Linked DNA regions of Homo sapiens: region 2 is linked to region 1. The links are chromatin loops, found by intact Hi-C in ENCODE. Cell type or tissue: natural killer cell. All regions are shown on one strand. Links, peaks and the distances in the headings refer to the core of each region. The heading gives the core; the rest is flanking DNA. Region 1 has its middle 190 kb from the start of RAP1GDS1. Region 2 has its middle 47 kb from the start of TSPAN5-DT.

Region 1 (5,382 bases), core at 173-5,172:
GTCTGAAGTGTTCTGAAAAATGCTACATGTGAAGAATTCAAAAAGAAATGCTCTTTGTTATAATTAGGAGGCTTATTATCTAATTCTCTTGAACATACTGGGTGAGGATATCTAGACATTAAGACATTTAGGTGAGCATTACCCTTTGTATCCAGCTGTTACTGGAATCAGTAAGCTTAAAAGCCACTTAACATTAGGACGCTATAACATTTGTATTACACAAGTGTCTATTAAAAAGCATGTAATAATATTTGGGATGAATCTTTATAGCTGTAGCCAGGAAAACTGAGGTCTTTTTTCACAGGTGTGATCTCTAACTTTGCCTATATACATATAAATAATATGCCATGTAACTTCACTCTGTCGTCCAGGCTGGAGTGCAGTGGCACGATCTTGCTCACTGCAACCTCCGCTTTCCAGGTTCAAGTGATTCTCCTGTCCCAGCCTCCCAAGTAGCTGGGATTACAGGCATGTGCTCTGACGCCTGGTTAATTTTTGTATTTTTAGTGGAGACAGGGTTTTACCATGTTGACCAGGCTGGTCTTGAACTCCTGACCTCAAGTGATCCACCCGCCTCGGCCTCCCAAAGTGTTGGGATTACAGGCGTATGTTTTATAGGTGTGTCTGACTCAAGTTATGTACTTTAAAAGGGTGATACAGTGCAAAGAGTGTGGTCTTTGGATGCTGTCTAATCTATAGTCATATCCTGGGTCTGTTACATACTAGCTGTGTGACCATAGCCAAGTTACTTAAACTCTTTGGGCCTGATTTCTCAATATGACAAGTTTAATAATCCCTACTTCCCTTAGGATTTTCATGACAATTGAACTTTTAGACGTTCAAGACAAGGTGAGATGGAATTGTGATATCTTAGGGCCTAACCTATATACTCCTCTCTCACTGCTGCAGGATTCCCAACTAAAAGGATTCAAAAAACAACCCCCAAACAGCAGACAGTATGCCTATTAATAGTTTGTAATGTAGAAACAAAATGGCTCACACCTGTAATCCCAACACTTTGGGAGGCTGAGGCGTGTAGGTCACTTGAGGTCAGGAGTTCAAGACCAGCCTGGTCAACATGGTGAAACCCTGTCTCCACTAAAAATACAAAAATTAACCAGGCATCAGGGTGCACACCTGTAATCCCAGCTACTTAGGAGGCTGGGACAGGAGAATCCCTTGAACCTGGAAAGCAGAGGTTGCAGTGAGCCGAGATCGTGCCACTGCACTCCAACCTGGATGACAGAGTGAGAGTCTGTCCCAAAATAAAAATAAAATTTTTAATGAAATTGAGCTTTTTAGCTGTAGCCACAGAGATTCTCCCTAACACTTTGAAAATGGACAATACACATCTGTCTCCTATTTATAACACTAGACAGGAACTTAATATGATGACAATTCATTTTTATATATTGGAACCAAATTATCAAACAAAACAAGCCAGGTAGGTACTGCTGCCTGCGGTTCTTCTGACCTTTGCTCTCTTGGTCTGGTGGTCTTCTCTGGTCCACTAGCAGGAGGACCAGAGAAGGTCAGCACCTCTGACCTTGACCTCCCTTCAGGGAGGTTCTGCTCAGCATCTTGGTGCTTAGTTCCTTGATGTCTAGCATAGGCATGTCAGACAGATACCTAAAACACTTAGAACTTAGGAAGGAAGGGATGATTGAATCCAATTCTAAGATGATGTGAGGAAATATTAACCAGAGGAGCTTTGACTTCAGACCCATCTTTGGAGGAACCCAAAATAGTTCCTAATTTCGGCTAAAGCCAACTATCGGTAGGTAGACAGTTCCGTTGCCCCACCCTCCCTTTTCTCAAGTTTCCAGAATGCAACCCACTCTCTACCATGCTTCTCCTACCATGACTTCCTTTTTTGTGTAGGTAAGAAAAGTAGAAGAGGTGTTAATGAATCATATTCTGCTCTTTTCACCCACACAGCCTCATCCCCTAGTACCCAGCAGAAGTTAGAGGAAGTAACACAGCAGAGTGTCCATGTAGATTCATCATATCCCAAAGTAATAACTATTAATTCCTTTGCTTCCCACTCGCCTATTTCTTGTCCTCTTGTTACCCTATCGTGATTGTGAAACACAGTGACTTCCCCTAAGCCACAACAAGTGAGAACAAGATGTTCACTGACCTGAGAAAACCATCTGACAAAAATTCATTTCCTGTTAATGAGAGAACGGCCTCGCATTTGTGTTATAATATGATCTGACAGTTAGTTCATAGAAAGCATGCTTTGTTATACCTGTGCCTAATGTCTGATGCAAAGTTTCAGAATGACCTTCTGGCATGCTTGCCCACAGCAGTTGCCCAGGGTGTATTTACATGGTTGAAGCATTGTGCCATGTGTAGCTATATCCTTTTTTCCCCCCACTTAAGAATTTCTCATGTTACTAACAACTCAAGTTTTTATAAACCTCTTTTTTAATGGCTGCCTATTTTTTGTTCTTTGTTGTGTTCTTTGTGGTTTTGAGATGAGGTCTTGCACAGGCTGGAGTGCAGTGGCGCAATCTTGACTCACCACAGCCGCAACCTGCTGGGCTCAACTGATACACCTCAGCTTCCCTAGTAGCTGGGACCACAGGCATCACTACTATGCCCGGCTATTTTTTTTTTTAAATGTTGCAGAGATGAAGTCTTGCTTTGTTGCCCAGGCTAGCCTTGAATTTCCAGACTCAAGCGATCCTCCCAAAGTGCTGGAATTATAGGCATGAGCCACCATACCCCCATGTTCTTTAATTATATGGCTGTACCAGAATCTTAACCTTTTCCTGCATCTAGACATTCAAGATATATTCTGACTTTTAAAAAACAAACCCCAAATGCTAGGTTGTGTGTGTTTTCAGATGCTAGGGTAGTTCCTCAATTAAAAACTATCTGACTTGCCAGTCCCTCTATTTTCTGCCCCTAATTCTTAAATCAAAGCCCCAATCCTTTCTTCCTCAGAGATCCTGATCAAATTTCTCAGTGAGGCAGAGCTGCCCTGCCCAGCCTCTGTGCAACCCTTCCTGATACACCCTTACTTTTCATCACCTCTTGAACACTCTGCTCCAACCAAGCCCTCCCCACTCTCCCGAGGGAACCCACAACAGCACCTCCTCCTGGGCATCCAAGCGTTACATCACTTACACCCACGCAACATCTACCACCGCCCCATTACCAAATGTATCAGAGTGCGTTCAGAGTGTATCAGAAGAGGTATAGAGCATACCTACAAGTACCTATGGAACTGATGTTTAGCTGATTGGAGTCTAATCACCTCTTAGCACTGCCATCAACTGCTAGCAACATATTTGCGCCTCTAAACAAACCTGTGAACCACCACTCTGATTTCTTCCAAGCTGATCAACACTCTCCAGGCACCACTCACATGGAGAGGGGAGGGAAGGAGTGGAGGGCCTCTTCTTCCACAAGAGTCATCATTAAACACTCTTCATGCTCTTCATGATTCTATCACCTGGCCAATCTGTTTCTTCCTCTATAGACTAGGGATGGCAAACAAACTAGGGGCCCTCACACATGTTGTTTGGGCCACATGGTTGTTGTTTTTTGTTTTGTTTTGTTTTGAGATGGAGTCTTGTTCTGTCACCCAGGCTGGAGTGCAGTGGTGCCATCTCAGCTTGCTGCAAGCTCTGCTTCCCGGGTTCACGCCATTCTCCTGCCTCAGCCTCCTGAGTAGCTGGGACTACAGGTGCCCGCCACCACGCCCAGCTAATTTTTTGTATTTTTAGTAGAGACATGGTTTCACCGTGTTAGCCAGGATGGTCTCAATCTCCTGACCTTGTGATCCGCCCGCCTCAGCCTCCCAAAGTGCTGGGATTACAGGCGTGAGTCACCGCGTCCGGCCTGGTATTTTTTAAAAAAAAAAAAAAGGAAGAAGAAAAGGAGAAAAAATGAATAGCTTTAAACATTTAAAATGTAAGTGATTTTGCATAAAAATCCATTTCTCTGGCTTTTCTTTTAAAATGAGGAGATCTGGAAACCAGGGACTCTACATTTCAGGAGAAGAGCATGTGGGTGGGGCCCCCTTTGGACAGGATATGTCTCTCTACTGGATTAGATCCCCACCTGGCCATTCACCTAAACTGCATAGCCCCTGGAAGCCTATGCATCTGTGACCCTGTGGATGGAGGCTGTCTGCTTCCAGAGCAGGAGAAAGGGAAATGGATTTTTAGGGACAGAGAACAGCACTATGGGAAAGGCCATGTTTAAGGAAGATCCAAATATTTGACCCAAGGTCATTTATATGACCTGTGCAAACTTGCACTGCCTTTAGTCCCCCAGAGAAGACTTGCCATCCTGAGAGTCAGTGACAGCTGCAGTCTGACAAGTGGCAGGAACATGAAAACAGCTGCAAGCCATGCCCAAGCCTGCACTCACCACATCCTGCTGATAGGAGGGAGCTGGTGCTGGCCCTCCTGTTCCCTCTCCTCTCACAGGGCTGGCAGCAGCTTGTGGGACTGCAGGGATTTAGAAAGTCCCTTAGCTGGATCAGGAATATAGCCCTTCTCCTCAGGCCAAAGACATCTTCATCATCATCTTTATCCCATGAGTCAGGGGATCTTATATAATATGGAAGCCTGCTCACCCAGGCTTATTGCGCTCTGCTTTTGGAGGCCTCCCTTTGGAGAATTCCTAACACAGACTCTACCTGCCAACCTCCCAGGCTAACCTGATCAACCACAATTTCCTCTTTATAGCCAACCCCACAGAAATGAGCCTCCTCATTTTAAAGGACTCATATAATTAGAAGTTCTGCTCCATTCCAGCCAAGATTCCAGTGAAAAGAAACATTCTGCTCCTAAATGTTTCAACGACAGCATGTACCGAAGAACAGCATGTTCCCTATATACCCCAGAGTGAGTAAGCCCCAGTGGGCTCAAAGAAAGACCAGATAATTCTCCTTGCCTTAAGCTAACAAGGGTTACATAGACCGGGAGCTAGAGCATGGCAATGGCAGAGGAATAGTTGCCAAACCTTGCGTTTGCTCTGGATGGCCAACCCATAGCCAAAAACATGCCAGAACTCTTACATCCCTACCATATTTGAAAAAAGAATATAGTATCAATAAGTGTTCAAAAAATGTCTTTGTGGCAAATATGAATTATTTCTTCAATATCCAGCTCTCCTTATTAACAGAACCCCGATTTTGTTCAGAGACTAGTACGTCAAGCTTCAAATAGTCCCATTTTCCAGCTTTCCAAGCTAGTGCTACAGTTCCATAGAAATCCCCAGATATGGCATCCTTTAGTAAATAGAAAGGAAAAGACCTGCTGGGCAAATGCTGTTTTGTCCCTTCACCTTTTCCTTTTTTTCCCCTCCTTCTTGCCTCAAATATGCAGCCCTTCAGCAACGATTAGGTAGAAACCTGAGGAT
Region 2 (5,382 bases), core at 286-5,285, 260 kb after region 1:
TGTATTAGTCCATTCTCACACTGCTATAAAGAACTGCCTGAGACTGGGTAATTTACAAAGGAAAGAGGTTTAATTATCTCATAGTTCAGCATGGTTGGGGAGGCCTCAGGAAACTTACAATCATGGAAGAAGGGGAAGCAAACACATCCTTTCTCACATGGCAGCAGGATAGAGAAGAATGAGTGCACAGTGAAGGGGGAATCCTCTTATAAAACCTGTCTCATATCTCGTGAGAACTTACTATCACAGGAATAGCATGGGGGAAATCACCCCCATTGATATGGTTTGACTCTGTGTCCCCACCCAAATCTCATCTTGAATTTTACTTACATAATTCCCATGTGTTGTGGGAGGGACCTGGTGGGAGGTAACTTAATCATGGGGAAGTTTCCCCCATACTGTTCTCAGGTAGTGAATAAGTCTCATGAGATCTGATGGTTTCTTCAGGGGTTTCCTCTTTTGCGTCTTCCTCACTGTGTTTGCCTGCTGCCATCCATGTAAAATGAGACTTGCTCCTCCCTGCCTTCTGCCATGATTGTGAGGTTTTCCCAGCCATGTGGAACTGTAAGTCTAATTAATCCTTTCTTTTGTAAATTGCCCAGTCTCAGGTATGTCTTTATCAACAGCATGAAAATCAACTAATACAGTAAATTGGTACCAATAGAGTGGGGCATTGCTGAAAAGATACCCAAAAATGTGGAAGCAATTTTGGCACTGGGTAACAGGCAGAGGTCAGAACATTTTGGAGGGCTCGGAAGAAGACAGGAAAATGTGGGAAAGTTTGGAACTTCCCAGAGACTTATTTAATGGCTTTGACAAAAAATACTGATGATATGGACAATGAAATCCAGGCTGAGGTGGTCTCAAATGGAGATGAGGAACTTGTTGGGAACTGGAGCAAAGGTGACTCTTGTTTACTTACATTTTAGCAAAAAGACTGGTGGTATTTTGCCCCTGCCCTAGAGATTTGTGAAACTTTAAACTTGAGAGACATGATTTAGGGTATTTGGCAGAAGACATTTCTAAGCAGCAAAGCATTCAAGAGGTGACTTGGGTACTGTTAAAGGCATTCAGTTTTAAAAGGGAAGCAGAGTATAAAAGTTTGGAAAATTTGCAGCCTGACAATGTGATAGAAAAGAAAATCCCATTTTATGAGGAAAAATTCAAGCTGCCTGCAGATATTTGCATAAGTAATGAGGAGCCAAATGTTAATCACCGAGACAATGGGGAAAATGTCTCCAGGGCATGTCAGAGACTTTTGTGGCAGTCTCTCCCATCACAGACCCAGAGGTATAGAAGGAAAAAATGGTTTTGTGGGCAGGGCCCAGGATTCCTGGGCTGTATGCAGTCTAGACACTTGGTTCCCTGTGTCCTAGCCACTCTAGCCATGGCTGAAAGGGGCCAATGTAGAGCTTGGACCATGGCTTCAGAGGGTGCAAGCCACAAGCGTTGTCAGCTTCCGCATGGTGTTGAGCCTGTGGGTGCACAGAAGTCAATAATTGAGGTTTGGGAACCTCCACCTAGATTTCAGAGGATGTATGGAAATGCCTGGATGTCCAGGCAGAAGTTTACCGCAGGGATGGGGCTCTCCTGGAGAACCTCTGCTAGGGCAGTGCAGAAGGGAAATGTGGGGTTGGAGCTCCCACACAGAGTCCCTGCAGGGGCACCACCTAGTGGAGCTGTGAGAAGAGGACCACCATCTTCCAGACCCCAGAATGGTAGATCCACCTACAGCTGCACCATGTCCCTGGGAAAGCTGCAGACACTCAATTCCAGCCCATGAAAGCAGCTTGGGTAGGGAGGCTGTACCCTGAAAACACAAGGATGGAGCTGCCCAAGACCATGGGAAACCACCTCTTGCATCAACATGACCTGGATGTAAGACCTGGAGTCAAAGGAGATCATTTTGGAGCTTTAAAATTTGATTGTCCTATTGAATTTTGGACTTGCATGGGCCCTGTAACCCCTTTGTTTTGGCCAATTTCTCCCATTTGGAACTGTTGTATTTACCCAATGTCTGTATCTCCATTGTATCTAGGAAATAACTACCTTACTTTCGATTTTACAGACTCATAGGCAGAAGAGACTTGCCTTGTCTCAGATAAGATGTTGGACTGTGGCCTTTTGAGTTAATGCTGAAATAAGTTAAGACTTTGGGGGACTATTGGGAGGCCATGATTGGTTTTGAAATGTAAGGACATGAGATTTGAGAGGGGTAAGGGGTGGAATGATATGTTTTGGCTGTGTGTCCCCACCCAAATCTCATCTTGAATTATACTCCCATAATTTCGATGTGTTGTGAGAGGGACCCAGTTGGAGATAATTTAATCATGGCAGAAGTTTCACCCACACTGTTCTTGTGGTAGTGAATAAGTCACATGAGAGCTGATGGCTTTATAAGGGGTTTCTGCTTTTGCGTCATCCTCATTCTGTCTTTGCCTGCTGCCCATCCATGTAAGATGTGACTTGCTCCTCCTTGCCTTCCACCATGATTGTGAGGCTTCTCCAGCCATGTGGAACTGTAAGTCCAATTAAACCTCTTTCTTTTGTAAATTGCCCAGTCTCAGGTATGTCTTTATCAGCAGTGTGAAAATGGACTAATACACCCATGATTCAATTACGTACCAGGTCCTTCTCATGACACCTGGGGATTATGGGAACTATAATTCAAGATGAGATTTGGGTGCGGACACAGCCAAACCATATCAGGAAGAAAGTTATCTAACTACTTAGTAGCCCTGTTGATCTCCTGCCTCCCAGTCTGGTGTCCTCTCATTTATACATACTGGCTCTTCTCAGAGTATCATTTATTGGCTAAGCATTATAATAATGTGATCTCCCAGCAGAGAATACCTTTCTAGGACATATCAAAAAGGTAAACTCTAGAGTTTACTTAAACTCATATCTTCTGTATCAGTCAGGGTGAAGATAAGGTTAAGATAGGCAGGAAGCCACTACTACTGTTTGAGGGGAAGGGGAGGAAGTGGTCATTGGAACTTGAAGAGCTGTGGTTGTACAAGATGCAGCGATCTTTGGTAGAGAAATGTTGCTGTGCATTTACTGCTAACAAGGAGGTATCTGGTCAAGTAAGTGTACCTTCTTCTGGTCTTCTGTTGCTGATGCCTCCCATTGGATGAACCCGACTGGAAGTCAGAGGGCAAGAAAACCTGTTGATGTAGTCCATAGGACCCCAGAACATTGAGTAGAAGGGAAAGGGTAGAGAATAGGTTTGAAGGTGGCCTTATACCAAACTTCATTTTAAAAGTGAAAGCACTCAGAACCTGTATTAGTCATAGTTCTCTAAAGAAATAGAGCCAATAGAATATAGATAGAGAGAGAGCGAGATAGATAAACAGATAGATAGACAGAGATATAGATATATCAGAAGGGATTTACTTCGGGAATTGGTTCACTTGATTATGGAGGCTGAGAAGTCCCACAATATCCTGTCTGCAAGCTGAAGAACAAGGGAAGATGGTAGCATGGCTCAGTCCAAATCCAAGGGCCTGAGGACCAGGGGAGCCAACGGTGTAACTCTCAGTCCTAAGCTGACAGCTTGAAAATTGGGGAGTATCTGGTGCAAGTCCTGGAGTCCAAAGGCCCGGGAGTTCTGATGTCCAAGGGCAGGAGAAGATGGGTGTCCCAGTTCCAGAAGAGAGAGTGAGCAAATTTGCCTTTCTTCTGCCTTTTTGTTCTGTCAGGCCCTCAGTCAACTGGATGGTATGGGCCTGCACTGGGTGAGGAGGGATCTTCCTAGTCCAGTTATTCAAATGCCAGTCTCTTCTGGAACACCCTCACAGACATATCTAGAAACAATGCTTCATCAGAAGTTATCTGCATGTCCCTGAATCCAGTCAAATTGACACCTGAAATTAACCATCCTAGACACAAAGAATTAAATGACTTGTTGCATGTCATTGATAGATATTAGATTCTCACTGTATTTATGACCTAATAATTGGGTTCTATCCACATAGTGATGAAGAATGAGAATACAAGTCTAAACTTGGAAAATCTGCCACAAACAGAACACCTAAAAAAAGTTTTGTTTTTGAAAGAGAGTGATATGCACATCTTCCACAGAATTAGCATTCATTAGGAGTTTTTGTGCTTTGAACTTTGCAAGTCTGATTCATCACATGTTACAAAGAAAATAATCTTAAGATCATGAGTTTTCTTCCTGCTTCTGCCCTAATGATTATCACAGTTTATGGGACATTTAGGAGAAGCTGAAGCAGAGTATTACATTGGAGATGTTTAGTTAAATAAAACAAGATAGCTAAGTCAAAGAACCTTGTTGAAGAGAGTCACAGAATTGCATCCTCAAACATGGATTTTTCATAATTAAAGGACTTTGAGACAACTTTTCAGGCTCATAGAAGTCCACAAGATGGTTCTTAAAAAAATCGAGGTGACAAGACTTTTGAGCACAAAATACTGAAACTTTAGGGGAATAAAGCAAAAATTGTACTTTTTTTTTCTTTCAAGGAAGAGATACACTATAGTAATTAAGTAATTAAGTCTACATTCAAGAATCAAAATTCTTGAATCCAAACCCTGGCTTCATCATTTACTAGCTGCACAACTTTGGGCAAATGACTTTGTCTTTCTTTCTAAGCCACAGTTTTCCTATTTCTGAAATGTGAATAATTGCACCTATATCATTGAGTTATTCTGTCTATTTCTCCCTTCAATTCTGTCAGTTTTTGCTTCCTATATTTGATGGTCTGTTATTAAGTATGTAAATGTCTATAATTATCTTCCTGCTGTATCAAACCATTTATTAACGTATAATGTCCTTCTTTGTTCTTATAACCTTCTTTGATATAAAGTCTATTTTTTCTGATATTAGTAAAGCCACCTTTTGGTTACTATTTTCATGGAATATCTTTTTCCGTCCTTTTATGTTAAACCTATTTCTATCTTTGGATTTAAAGTGAATCTCTTATAAACAGCGCATATTTGGATCATGCATTTTTATCCATTCTGCCAATCTTTGTCTTTCGACTGGATCATTTAATCCATCTATATTTAAGTAATTATTGATAAAGAAGGACTTATAGCATTTTGATATTTGTTTTTTATATGCCTTATAGTTTTTTTGTCCTTCATTTCCTGCAGTACTGTCATCTTTTGTGTTTGATTTTTTAATAGTAAAATGTAGACATTTATTTCTTATTTACTTTTGCACATATTCTATTCTATACCTATGTTTTATGGTTACTATAGGGATCACATTTAATAGCCTAAAATTCTAGGATTCTAATCTGAATTTATACCAGCTTAACTTCAATAATATACAAAACTCTGCTCTTTTATATCTTTGTCCCCACCTGTTTCTTACTGATGTCACAAAATTATACCTTTATACATTGTATGCCT

The links. Peaks named below come from ENCODE experiments on the same cell type or tissue, not always from the same donor. Only the 100,000 strongest peaks of a DNase experiment are listed, where the experiment ranks them.
Region 2: it touches region 1 in a loop (4-fold over the local background); 2 of 110 quality-filtered maps call a loop at or near these places.

What each region holds. Positions count from the first base shown.
Region 1 is chr4:98,444,749-98,450,130 of GRCh38, forward strand. No RefSeq gene overlaps it. Among named protein-coding and RNA genes, the nearest start is that of RAP1GDS1, 190 kb to the left of the region's middle. In natural killer cell, for the core only: no CTCF peak of the experiment used is centred there; DNase peaks (open chromatin) are centred at 2,093, 2,523, 3,093 and 4,363; H3K4me3 peaks cover 1,139 bases; H3K27ac peaks cover 2,313 bases.
Region 2 is chr4:98,703,353-98,708,734 of GRCh38, forward strand. No RefSeq gene overlaps it. Among named protein-coding and RNA genes, the nearest start is that of TSPAN5-DT, 47 kb to the left of the region's middle. In natural killer cell, for the core only: no CTCF peak of the experiment used is centred there; a DNase peak (open chromatin) is centred at 2,989; H3K4me3 peaks cover 469 bases; H3K27ac peaks cover 2,254 bases.